2 separate regions of the Homo sapiens genome follow, and region 2 is linked to region 1. A link is a loop called in an ENCODE intact Hi-C map of the cell type or tissue named here. Cell type or tissue: MCF 10A. All regions are shown on one strand. Each heading gives the region's core, and the rest is flanking DNA. Links, peaks and the distances in the headings are about the cores only.

What was found. Hi-C counts contacts between places; a loop is a spot of excess contacts. Peaks named below come from ENCODE experiments on the same cell type or tissue, not always from the same donor. Only the 100,000 strongest peaks of a DNase experiment are listed, where the experiment ranks them.
Region 2: a loop joins it to region 1, with 2.6 times the contacts of the local background. A loop is called at or near these places in 2 of 110 quality-filtered maps.

The regions. Positions count from the first base shown.
Region 1 is chr5:2,036,255-2,041,630 of GRCh38, reverse strand. The region is part of intron 2 of LOC105374618 (a long non-coding RNA gene); the gene reads right to left. Among named protein-coding and RNA genes, the nearest start is that of CTD-2194D22.4, 150 kb to the right of the region's middle. RefSeq lists a silencer at 2,697-3,166. In MCF 10A, for the core only: a CTCF peak has its summit at 2,866 (motif pointing right); a DNase peak (open chromatin) is centred at 2,830.
Region 2 is chr5:1,934,419-1,939,794 of GRCh38, reverse strand. LOC124901165 (keratin-associated protein 5-5-like) reads right to left here. Exons shown (of 5, transcript XM_047418003.1): 3 at 1-25. The region is part of intron 2 of LOC105374618 (a long non-coding RNA gene); the gene reads right to left. Among named protein-coding and RNA genes, the nearest start is that of CTD-2194D22.4, 50 kb to the right of the region's middle. In MCF 10A, for the core only: no CTCF peak of the experiment used is centred there; a DNase peak (open chromatin) is centred at 3,184.

The DNA.
Region 1 (5,376 bases), core at 281-5,280:
ATTTTCGTAAATTCACAAGTGTTCCGTTTTTGTAGCTTTTCATCTTGCCTTTCTCACTTAGCACCGCAGTGCTCGGCTCCGTCTACGTCTCTGAAACGCTGCCGACTTATAGCCTGGGTCACTATATTTAGTTTAGCACCTCTGCTCTTACAAAAGTGGGTTGTTCCCAGCTTTTCCCTTATTGTAAATTATACTGTGATGACAGTTACATAAATGTGACTTTCTGGTTTCCTTGTGATACTTTTCTTTTTCTAGACGGGGAATTATTGGGTCAAAGCAACGGAAGAGAGTGTTCATGATAAGCGTGGCCAAATTGCTTTCCACGGACGCAGAGCTGACCGACACCTCCACCAGCCACCCACGGACGGGCTGTGCCGCTGCACCGTCACCAACACTAAGCGCCACCACAAAAGTGGACGTGCCGATTTGGTGCGTGAAAACTGGTGTTTTCATTTTTTTATTTTATTAATTTGTGCATCTTGACTCACCCTGAGGCTCCACACGTTCCTAAACCGTACCGGGTGTTCCAAATTTCCTTTCTTGCTTTGACTGTTTATATCCCTTCTATTTGGTTTTCACGTTTTTCTTAAAAATTTCTATGAAAATAATTGGCAATTAATGTTCCAGCCCTTGCATGAATTTTTAAGTGGTATCAATTAAAGAGAAAAAAATATTTGACTGTGTGCTTTCCCAAAGCATCAGACCTTGCATTTCACAGGGACTTATAAAAGGTCAATACTACCTCAAAGTCAGACTTCAATCTGGAGGGACTGCTACCAGAAGGAACAAGGCTTTAGCTATGCTCCACTGTTTGAAATGAGCTAAAATTTTGACTTCTTAAAATGTCAACCTCATAAATTCACTCTGCCAGACAAAATCAGGCGCATTCATTGTTCAACAGATATTCCCTTAGCTACTATGACGGTTTGGACCTTGTCCTTAAATAGCCTGAAATTTAGATGCAAAGATGAAATTTGAAATCCTTTATCTTTTGCCCTCTTTCAATCCCATTTAATCCATTCTTTCCAAATTCAGTCATTTTGGGTGAAAACATATAAAGCACTTACAATGTTAGTGCAGATGAGATCTAGAATCCTGTTTTAGTTTCTGGTGGTTTATTTAATCGATGCTCAGAATAGCTCTTTCACACTAAAATGACTATGTCTGCGTCCCCTGCCTTGAGACCCCTGCCCCGTCCTGAGTGCCTTCCCAGATGCTGAGCCTCCTTCAGACTTGGGCAAGAAGGAGATGGGTGTCGGAGATAAAACAGGAGCAGCTCTGGGAGTCCATTGGAGATAATGGGGGTTCATTTCTGGCAAAAGAACAGGATTGAAGAGACCTGAGCCCCATGTATCCTAACTTGAGGCCACAAGGGCTGACCCCTCCCCTCTGTTACGGCAGAGCCCATCGAGCCCCCCTTCTCCAAGGGGCAAGTAGAATCTGCCCACACGCCGAGGCTCTAGGGTAAGCATACCTAGCCTGATGGCTTCGCTCAGCTACAGGAAAGCTAGTCACCTTAAGCCTCAATTCCCTGATCTGTAAAATGTAAACAACAATAGAGCCATATTGTGATGTACGAAGGACTGTGTGTAGCTTAGCACGCAGTACAGAACAGGCCCCGGTAAAGGCCATCTGCTCTACTCGGCGCCTCTCCATGGGGCTACGGCAAGGCTTGCTGCCTACGAGCAGAATGGAGGGTGCCGAGTTCTCCTAGAGACAAATCTGTTCTGACTATAACAGCCAGAAAGTTAACCAGGTCCGAATTGAGGTCCTGTTTTGTCAGAACACCGTGGGGCCCCCCAATATCCCCTTTCTGGGTGTGGGCTTGGGGAAATGGGTACAAGACATACGGGGCTTTGGAAAGGGCTGCAGGGAAAGCCCGTCTCACAAACCCAGGCTTGTGGGGATGGGCCAGGGAGGGACCTCGGAAGCTATAAGGTGCCCCCTAAGGCAGGGCACCACTAACAGCGATCAAGGCAGGTGTAAACTTCACAAGAGAGGCTTCCTAAGTGACAAATTGTGGGCTGAGGCATGCCGGGTGGAAGCAGGCCCATCACTCTGCCAGGCAGAAAACAAAGGCCTGTGCCACAGCCTCCTGGAGGGCCCTCGGGAGGCTGTAACCCCTTCACACCTTATTGCTGGGAAGTGACTTTGCGATTTGACACATTAAAAACAAGTTGAGGCGAGGCTCCTCTCCAGTGAGTTGGAACCTCCGAGTGACAGGCCTCCCTTCCCAGCTCGGGCCCCTCCTGCTGGCGCTGGCTCAGACAGGAGCCTTCCAGAAGGAAGGGGGTGGGGAGGCAGGTGCCAGCTCCCGAGCTGCGTGTTCCTAAGCTCCCTGCACTGTGGGAAGGGACTGGGGAAGGTGTTTAAATGAAGCACTTGATACTCCTCAAATAATAATGGTAATAATAATGCAGCCTTTCTACTCTGGATTCTCATTCATCCTGGGGACCAGCAGGGGACCAGCCCCCCTCCATCCCCCCAGCCCAAACCTCTGTCCAGCCCCTCTTTGGCTCCTGCCCAGCCCTGCTCAGCTCTGCCCAGGCCCCGCCCTGCCCAACCCCTGCCAAACCCCTGTCCAGCTCAGCCTAGCCTTGCCAAGCCCCTGCCCAGCCCTGCCCTGCCCAGCCCAAACCCCTGTCCAGCCCCTGCCCAACCCTGCTCAAGCCCCTGCCCAGCCCAGCCCAGCCCTGCCCTGCCCAGCCCAGCCCAGCCCAGCCCAGCCCAGCCCAGCCCTGCCCGGCCCCTGCCCGGCCCCTGTCTGCCAGGAGTGCAGCACTGGCTGGAGCCAGCGTGTACACGAGTGGCCAGCAGAGGGCGCACTGCCTGGGCGCCGCCGTCCGCTGCCTGCCGCCCGCCATGGCTTGACCCAGACTCGGGTCAGATCCTGACCCTGACCCGGCCCGGCCCGCGGAGAGAAGAGCACTGCGCCTGCGCGGCATCGGGGCCGGGCTGGAGGGACGCTGGCGGCGGAGGTGCGGCCCCGGGCGGGCGCGGCGATCGATGCCCAAGTCAAATGCGTTTGTGCCACCTGTTGGCTCCGGGCCCGCACTGCACGCGCCGGGAGGTGGCTGTGCGGCGGCCGTCGCGGGCCGTGGTCCCCACCGGACCTCCCAGGGGCGGTACCTGGAGGGAGGGTGCAGAGGGGTTCGGGGCAGCCTCGCCAGGGAGAGGGAGACGCCAGCACCGCGGAACAGGCTGCGGGGCCGCCTCGATCAAGTGCCATCCCATAGTGAAGACAAGGTTCCAAACGGCAAAGACACTGACTCGTCTGTAAAGAGGAAACGCCTGGGCAAATGCCGCTTTTCAACAGTGCAGTGTTTTAACTTATTTTTAATCTAATATTGTGAAAAATCTAATAAATTGATTCGTTTTTGGGATTTTTTTCCAAATTCAAAATTTGACTAATGCGCATTATTTTCACTAGGAAAAAAGTTACTGTTATAAACGTGTCTCATTTTTCTACACATATTTTTACTTTCTTTTTAGTGAGTGCTTCTTTTAAACTACATGTACACTACCAGACATATGTGTAAGCCACATGAGTTGGAAATAAACATAAAGAAATACATGGGGTTTAGATTTACAAACAGTATCTTTGACCGGGCGCGGTGGCTCACGCCTGTAATCCCAGCACTTTGGGAGGCCGCGGCCGCGGCGGGCGGATCACTTGAGGTCAGGAGTTCGAGACCGGCCTGGCCAACACGGTGAAACCCCATCTCTACTAAAATACAAAAATTAGCCAGGCGTCGTGGTGAGCACCGGTAATCACAGCTACTCTGGAGGCTGAGGCAGGAGAATCGCTTGAACCCGGGAGGGGGAGGTTGCAGTGAGCAGAGATTGCACCATTACACTCAAGCCTGAGAGACAGAGCAAGACTCCATCTCAAAAAGAGACGAGAGATGGGAGAGGGGAGAGAGGAGGGGAGAGGAGGAAGATTTACAAACAATATTTTTATAACCAATTTGACCAGATGTCATATTTTCCACAGATATTTTGGCTTGTTTGGTACATGTTTGTGGGCACACAGAATTTGGTCTCATCTGGGCCTCGTGAATACCTGGAAAGGTGACTGGGAAAGATGAGGCTGTGTTCACACGTTAGTGCATGCATTCCAATCAAAACAGAAAGCCGGGCTCTTGAGAGAATGTACTGAAATAAGCTGGGTATTAACTGTTCCCATATCACAGCTATGTCATATGTGATCTGTGTAACTCGGGGGTTTTGGCATTCATTTCTTCAGGAAACAAATACTTTACCATGAATTGTAAGCACCACAAAAAAAAAAAAACATGAAAAAGGCTCTACGTATAGCTGTTGACACCCTAATAATAGAAATGAAAGGCATATGCTTTTAAATGTGTAAATACAAAAAAAGGAGGCAGAGCTTGACGCCAAAGCGCACCCTTCACTGCCAGGGAAAACCAGCTTTGTCCTGATTCGCCCCTCTCTTCTGCTTAGCCTCAGCGTGAACCATTTCCTTACCTTGCCGTTAGTAAATAAAGAGGATTTGCGTTGCAAAGGGTCAGCTATTTTACCATGGTCAGCAAATATTATCCAGTCCTTCTTGCTTATTGGTACACATTTTGTTTACACAACATTATATGCATAAGTTAAATATATTTAGCCCTTTCCTTTAATATGAAATGTTTCAATTATAACTTACAATAATCTAGCAAGGGAGACTGCATAAATGTGAGGAGTGGAGAAAAGCAAGAGGAATTCTGCTGTTTGTGTGTGTGTATATAAAATACACATAAAATGCACACATGTATACATATATATGGTGTATATGTACATATACATACGTATGTGTATATGTATATATATTATAACTAGGGCTGTTAGAAGAATATATATTCTATTAATATATCTTACACATTTATAAATAATATTATGTATATAAAATTAAGGTATAAGAAGAGTAGCCAGTGTTGGACTGAATGAGATAGAGAGTAAGGAAATGGAAACACTCGTTTTTTATTAACAGGACCTCCACATGGGATCCAAATTCAGCGACTTAAGTAGATCCTAAAGATTATATCAGGTTTTAAATATCAGGAATAATAAATAAATATGGCATTTTTAATAGCAACTCCCGCCCCGCTAACAGATGAAGGGGATAAGGCATTCCCTAGTCATCCTAACAGTGCAACTCCCATTAGTAGTAGCTAATATTATTATTGCACGAAAAGGCAGTTTCCTAGAACAGTGTGGGGAGAGCAGATGAAAACTTCATCCTATAGCCTGGGGTTTTTAATATTAGGAATAGAGATTTTTTTAAAAAACAGCATGTTTCTGGGCAGATGGAATGCAAGATGACCATGCCAAGTGAACCATCCAAGGCGCCCTGGCTTAGGGGGTTTGTTTTGT
Region 2 (5,376 bases), core at 204-5,203, 100 kb after region 1:
GCTTGGTTGTGGTGATGATTTCACACTGTGGACAGACATCAAATCATCATGCTGTACACCCTGCATATACACCATTTTTATTCATCATACATGAAGCTGGGAAAAAAGTTTTGTAATAATAAAATACAGTTATTTATAACTTTATAATAAAAGTAATATTAAAATTAAGTTAAAATAAAAGCACAATGTGTTTTGTAAAAAATGGTGTCATCTTCTCCCTGCCTGCTTTAGGCCCTAGATGTGAGCGTCCATATCTGTGCGTGCAGTCTCTGCCCAGGGAGTGCCTCCTGCAGTGGGGAAGGCTCTCTCCAACACCAAGACACTAAGTACAAACCCTGAACCAAGGCCTCATGCAGCCTGACGAGGAGGGAGCTGCTGACTTCCCCAGAGAGTCCCTCACTCCCTCACCTGTCTCTCCATTCCAAGACCCCAGGGGGAGGTGAGAGTGATGTGGGGACCCCAGGGGGAGGTGAGAGTGATGCGGAGACCCGGGGGGAGGTGAGAGTGATGTGGGGACCCGGGGGGAAGTGAGTGATGTGGAGACCCAGGGGGAGGTGAGAGTGATGAGGGGACCTGGGGAGATAGTGCTCCTTCCCCCATGAAAGGATGGATTCGTCCCCTTACAGAAGAAGCCTGGGGGAGCCTGTCTGCCCTTCCACTGTGGGAAGACGCAGCAGGGGGGCCACATCTGCTTATAGGAAGGCTCACCAGATGCCCAGTGTACAGTGCCATGATATCGACCCCCCAAACCTCCGGAACTGTGAGGGATGGAGTCCTGGCATCGATAATTTGCCCAGTCTGCAGCATTCTTGTCATACAGGCTGAAGGGACCAAGACACCATGCTAGCTTCATCTTGCTGTGTAAGAAGCCATGGAAATTCAGTGGCTAAAGACCCCCGTGTGTCTGCTCACAGCACCGTGTTTGGGAGCCAGGTGGGGCTGCACTGAGTCCTCTGCTCAGGGTCTCACCAGGCTGAAGTCAGCACCTGCCAGGGTCGGGTCGCATCTGAGCTCTGGAGCCTCTTCCAAGTTCACCAAGTGCTGGCAGGAATCAGGCCCTTGCCCCTGGTCTACTTCTCTCAAAACCCTGCCAGGTATGTCTTCAACACCAGCGGGGGTGACCCCTCTGCTTTCTCCTAAAGGCACCTGGGTTAGCTCAGGTACACCTAGGATAATCTCCCTAACTTCACGTCAGAAGATTTGAGGTCTTCATGATGTCTTAAAAGTCCCCTTGTTGAATGACGGGATCCAATCGAGGGAGCGAAGCCCAAAAGACTCACAATGGGGGCGACAGTCACACGTTTAGCACAGAGTCCTCGCGTGGGAGACACTTCCTGCCGCCACATCAAGAGGAGAGACGCTTCCACCGTTTAAAGTCAAGGCTGAGCCTTCATGTAAGTGTCAATACCATAGGCACTGCCCTAGCAAGTTAAAAATCCACGTGATAATTTTAAATCCTTAGACACAAAAATATTAATAACATTCTTCCCAGAGCTCGCATGTGGCCGATGCTTGTGATCTCACAGCAGAGGTTGCTCTGCTAAATCCTAGGCTGAAGTTTTGGGAGGTCCCTGTGCTAGTTGGGGCTGGCTCTTTGCCTGGAATGGACACCGTGCCCACCACCCCTCCTGCCCCACGGTTCCTCTGCATCCGCCATTCCCGGGACCCTCCATGTTCACTCCCCAGACCTGCACTTGGGATCGTTTCCTTCTGTAGACTCAGCCCATCGCTAATTAACAGGTAGAGTCCTAGACTTTAATTTATTGCATTTTCTCCCTTTAGACAGGAAGCCACGTGAGGTCAGGAGCTTGTATCTCCTCATGGAGTGTGTGTCATGTGTCCTGAGTGTGGAGCAAGCGTGCGGTGCATGGTAGGCCACATAAAGGTCAACTCCCTGACGAGAAAAGCTCCAGTTACTATGCAGAGTAAGCTGAACTGGCAGGACGGCCAACAGGCACGCAGCTCGTGAAACGTAGTCCCCCCAACGCAAATACGTGTTCCAGCATGAGAGGAAGGGACATTCCTAGGAGCCAGAAGCAAAGACACGACTCAAAACAACAACCCGGGCAGCTGCAGCCCTGAGGCCTACAGAGGCAGGTGACAGGGACGCCAGATGGTACAAGCTTCCAGTCAGGAAAGGTCCTGAGGCCCCTGCATAGAGCCAGGTGCTGATGGGAAGTATCAGGGGACCCCACCCCCATGTGAGTCTCTCCAAGGGAAAAGCATCCCCCTGTAACCTGCAGGAGCCCAGATCTGGCCATGTATGGGTGTGGTGTCTGAATTAATACCACCCACCTTGTTTAGAATGTAAATGAAAAATGAAAACAAAAAGGGTCTGAATCCAGTGAAACTGCAAACGTCCTGGCCGACTTCAATGTGAAATTGTAGGGAGAAAGATTTCCCAGGCTACAGCAGGCAGAACTCCTGCAGAAAACCCCTCTTCAAAGGTAAGTCCCCAGGCAACAATGGACAGGAGAGAGAGATGGGGAGTTGAGAGCAGGGGAGAATGCATGCCCTCAGAAGTAGAGATGACTGAACTGTCTGACAAAGACTATAAAATCAGCACTATGCCGCTCCCTCCAGTAACCCCACTAAAGCCCAGAACCAACTCACACACGCTTCCCATCCAACCCCAAGGTGTGCTGATGGGCGTACAGAGCATCAGTGCCCACATATGCTGGCTGCACCTCTGGATGCCCGCACTGCTCCGCCCCACCCATTGTGTGTTCATGAATCAGCTCAGCTGGCTGTATTTCCAAACCTGTGTACTGCTATTATTTTTTTATTACATGATTTAATGAAGTGCCATGAAAAACAAGAAAATCTGATATAAAATGAAAAGCAGACCTCAAATGCCTTTGAAACAATGAATGGCTACAGGAGAAAAACCTCTTGTTGCTTTGTGCAAAAGTAACAGTGAGAAAAGGAACATCATCTACCAGCTAGCCTGATTGCAGACTCCTAGCCCATGCCATGGGTACCAGCAGACCTTGGGGTATCTCATAGCACCAAGGGAAGATTAACTGTCAATTTAGAATTCAGTTGTCAATCCAGACTGAGGGAAAACAGTGGCACATTCAAAGACCTGAGAGAAGGTATGACTCAGGAAACCTCACTGAAAAATCCTGAAAGAATTCGCCCTCATTGAAAGGATACACCTGAGTGAGAAAATATTGAACCCGTGAGTCAGAGGTCAGAGGCAAAAGAGTGAAGACATTGTAAACACCTGGGAGACCCTGGGAAGGGCGTCATAGCAAGGAGACACCAGGAGGCCGGGCAGTGTGGCTTATTGGATAGCTTGGTGGGGAGAGAGTTGGAATGGAAGATTCCCAGGGTCTCTGTACAATCAGAAGATTAATAGAGATACTGGCCACCTTTAGCCAACTTATGGTTAGACCTGGCATTAAAACCAGTAGTGAAAAAAAAAAGGAAGTAAAGTAAATTCTGTTAATTTAACAGAAGACGGGAAAAAGCTGGGGAGACCAAAACAAGGCGTGGCAAACAGACAACAAAGGAAAGTAACAGCGTGACTCAGGGTTGGGCAAAGGTTTCTGAGGGCACACAAAGTAATAACTATTAAAAATAGATAAATTGAACATAATTAAAATGTAAAACTTGTTTATTAAAACACATCATTCATAAATAGGTAAGCCATAGAGAAAGATAAAATATCTGAAAAGCATGTGTCTAACAAAGCACTAGTTTCCAGGATATATAGAGAAATCATCCAACTGCATATTAGAAAGATAACATAATTTTTAAAAAATTGAACATTTACTTAGGAGAGAAAGATATGGCCAGTCGTCAGCACAAGGAAACGTGTAACATGATCAGCTATCAGGGACACACCAATTAAATCCACAGTATGAAATCACCACACGCCTCTCAGAATATCTAAACCTTAAAAAGACCCACAACACCAGGTGTTGCTGAGGATGTGAGGCACACGTTACAGAGTACGGCATGATGATTCCGCATGTGTATAAATCATGTAATGACCACATCAAGGAAATCAGTATATCTATCATCCTAAACACTAATCACCTCTTGATGATGAGAAGATTCCAAAACGTCTTCCAGCAATTTTGAAGTGAGCAGTAATACACCATTGCTAACTCTAGTCACCCTGCTAGGGAATGGAACACCTGAACTTATTCCTGCCATCCAGCCACAGCTTCATACCCTTGACCAATCTCTCACCACCCCCTCACTCTCTCCTCCCCTGAAATTGTTACCTATTTGCTAGGCATGTGAAATGGTGCAACTATTGGGGAGAAAAAATTCCAGCAACTTTTGAAAATGTTAAGGATACACTCGCCTGAGTGCCCAGCACACGCCTTTCTAGCAATGTCATCCAAGAGGAGTGAATATGTGTCCATGGCATACCCGCATGTGAATGTCCACAGCAGCTCCCTCCAGCATAGCCAAAGCGGGAAGTAGCCTGGGTCTGGTGTAGGAGGATGGATGAACCACCTGTGCTGTGCTCCCCCCAGCATAGCCAAAGCAGGCAGCAGCGCCAGGTCTGGCATGGGAGGATGGATGAACCACAGCACAGGCTGTGCCCCTAGGCTGGAGCGGCGCTCGGCAATGGAGAGACCTGCACTCGGCAATGGAGAGACGGGAGCTCCTGCCACGCGCAGTGACACGGCTCAATCCCAGAAACATCCTGCTGAGCAGAAGACGTCTACACAATGCTTACACTCCACAACCCCATTTGACATGATGTTCTAGGTCAGGCAAGGCTAATTGTGATGGAAAAGTAAAACAGATGAAAACAAGAGTGGCTGCCTCTGGGGGCTGGGGGCCAGGATTGGCCGGGTAGGCCCATGAGGGAGCTTTGTGGGGTGACGGCCTCCGCGTGACGGCCTCTATGTCGTCTTTTTAAAGGTTTGGGCCTCACAGGTGTGCATTCGTCAAAACACGGAGAAGGTTTTATTAAGATTTTGACATTTTGTTACATGTAATATTTACCTTCAAAGGAAAAAAATGTAAACAAATACTGAACTCTAGATGACAATATGCATGCTGAGATTTTAGGGGGATGTTTACAATGTCTGCATTTGCTCTGATGTGCATGGAAAAAGATAGAGGCTAAGAAATGCCACAAAGCAAGTGCAGTAAAAGGTTCATGATAGACTAGAGGTATTTATTAAAAATTATAAAACACTTTCAATTTTGCTGAATATTTTTAAATTCTTATTAAAATGTTGAAAATAGTAACATAAAAAATAAGTCAATAAGATGGTAGAATTAAACCATTTATGCCTAAGGTAGCAATCAGACATTGGTGATCACCTTGAGCAGTAGGATATAAATCCGACATGCCTAGCGTTCCATTATTAGAACATTCCGTTATTGGAACCTTCCATTATTGGA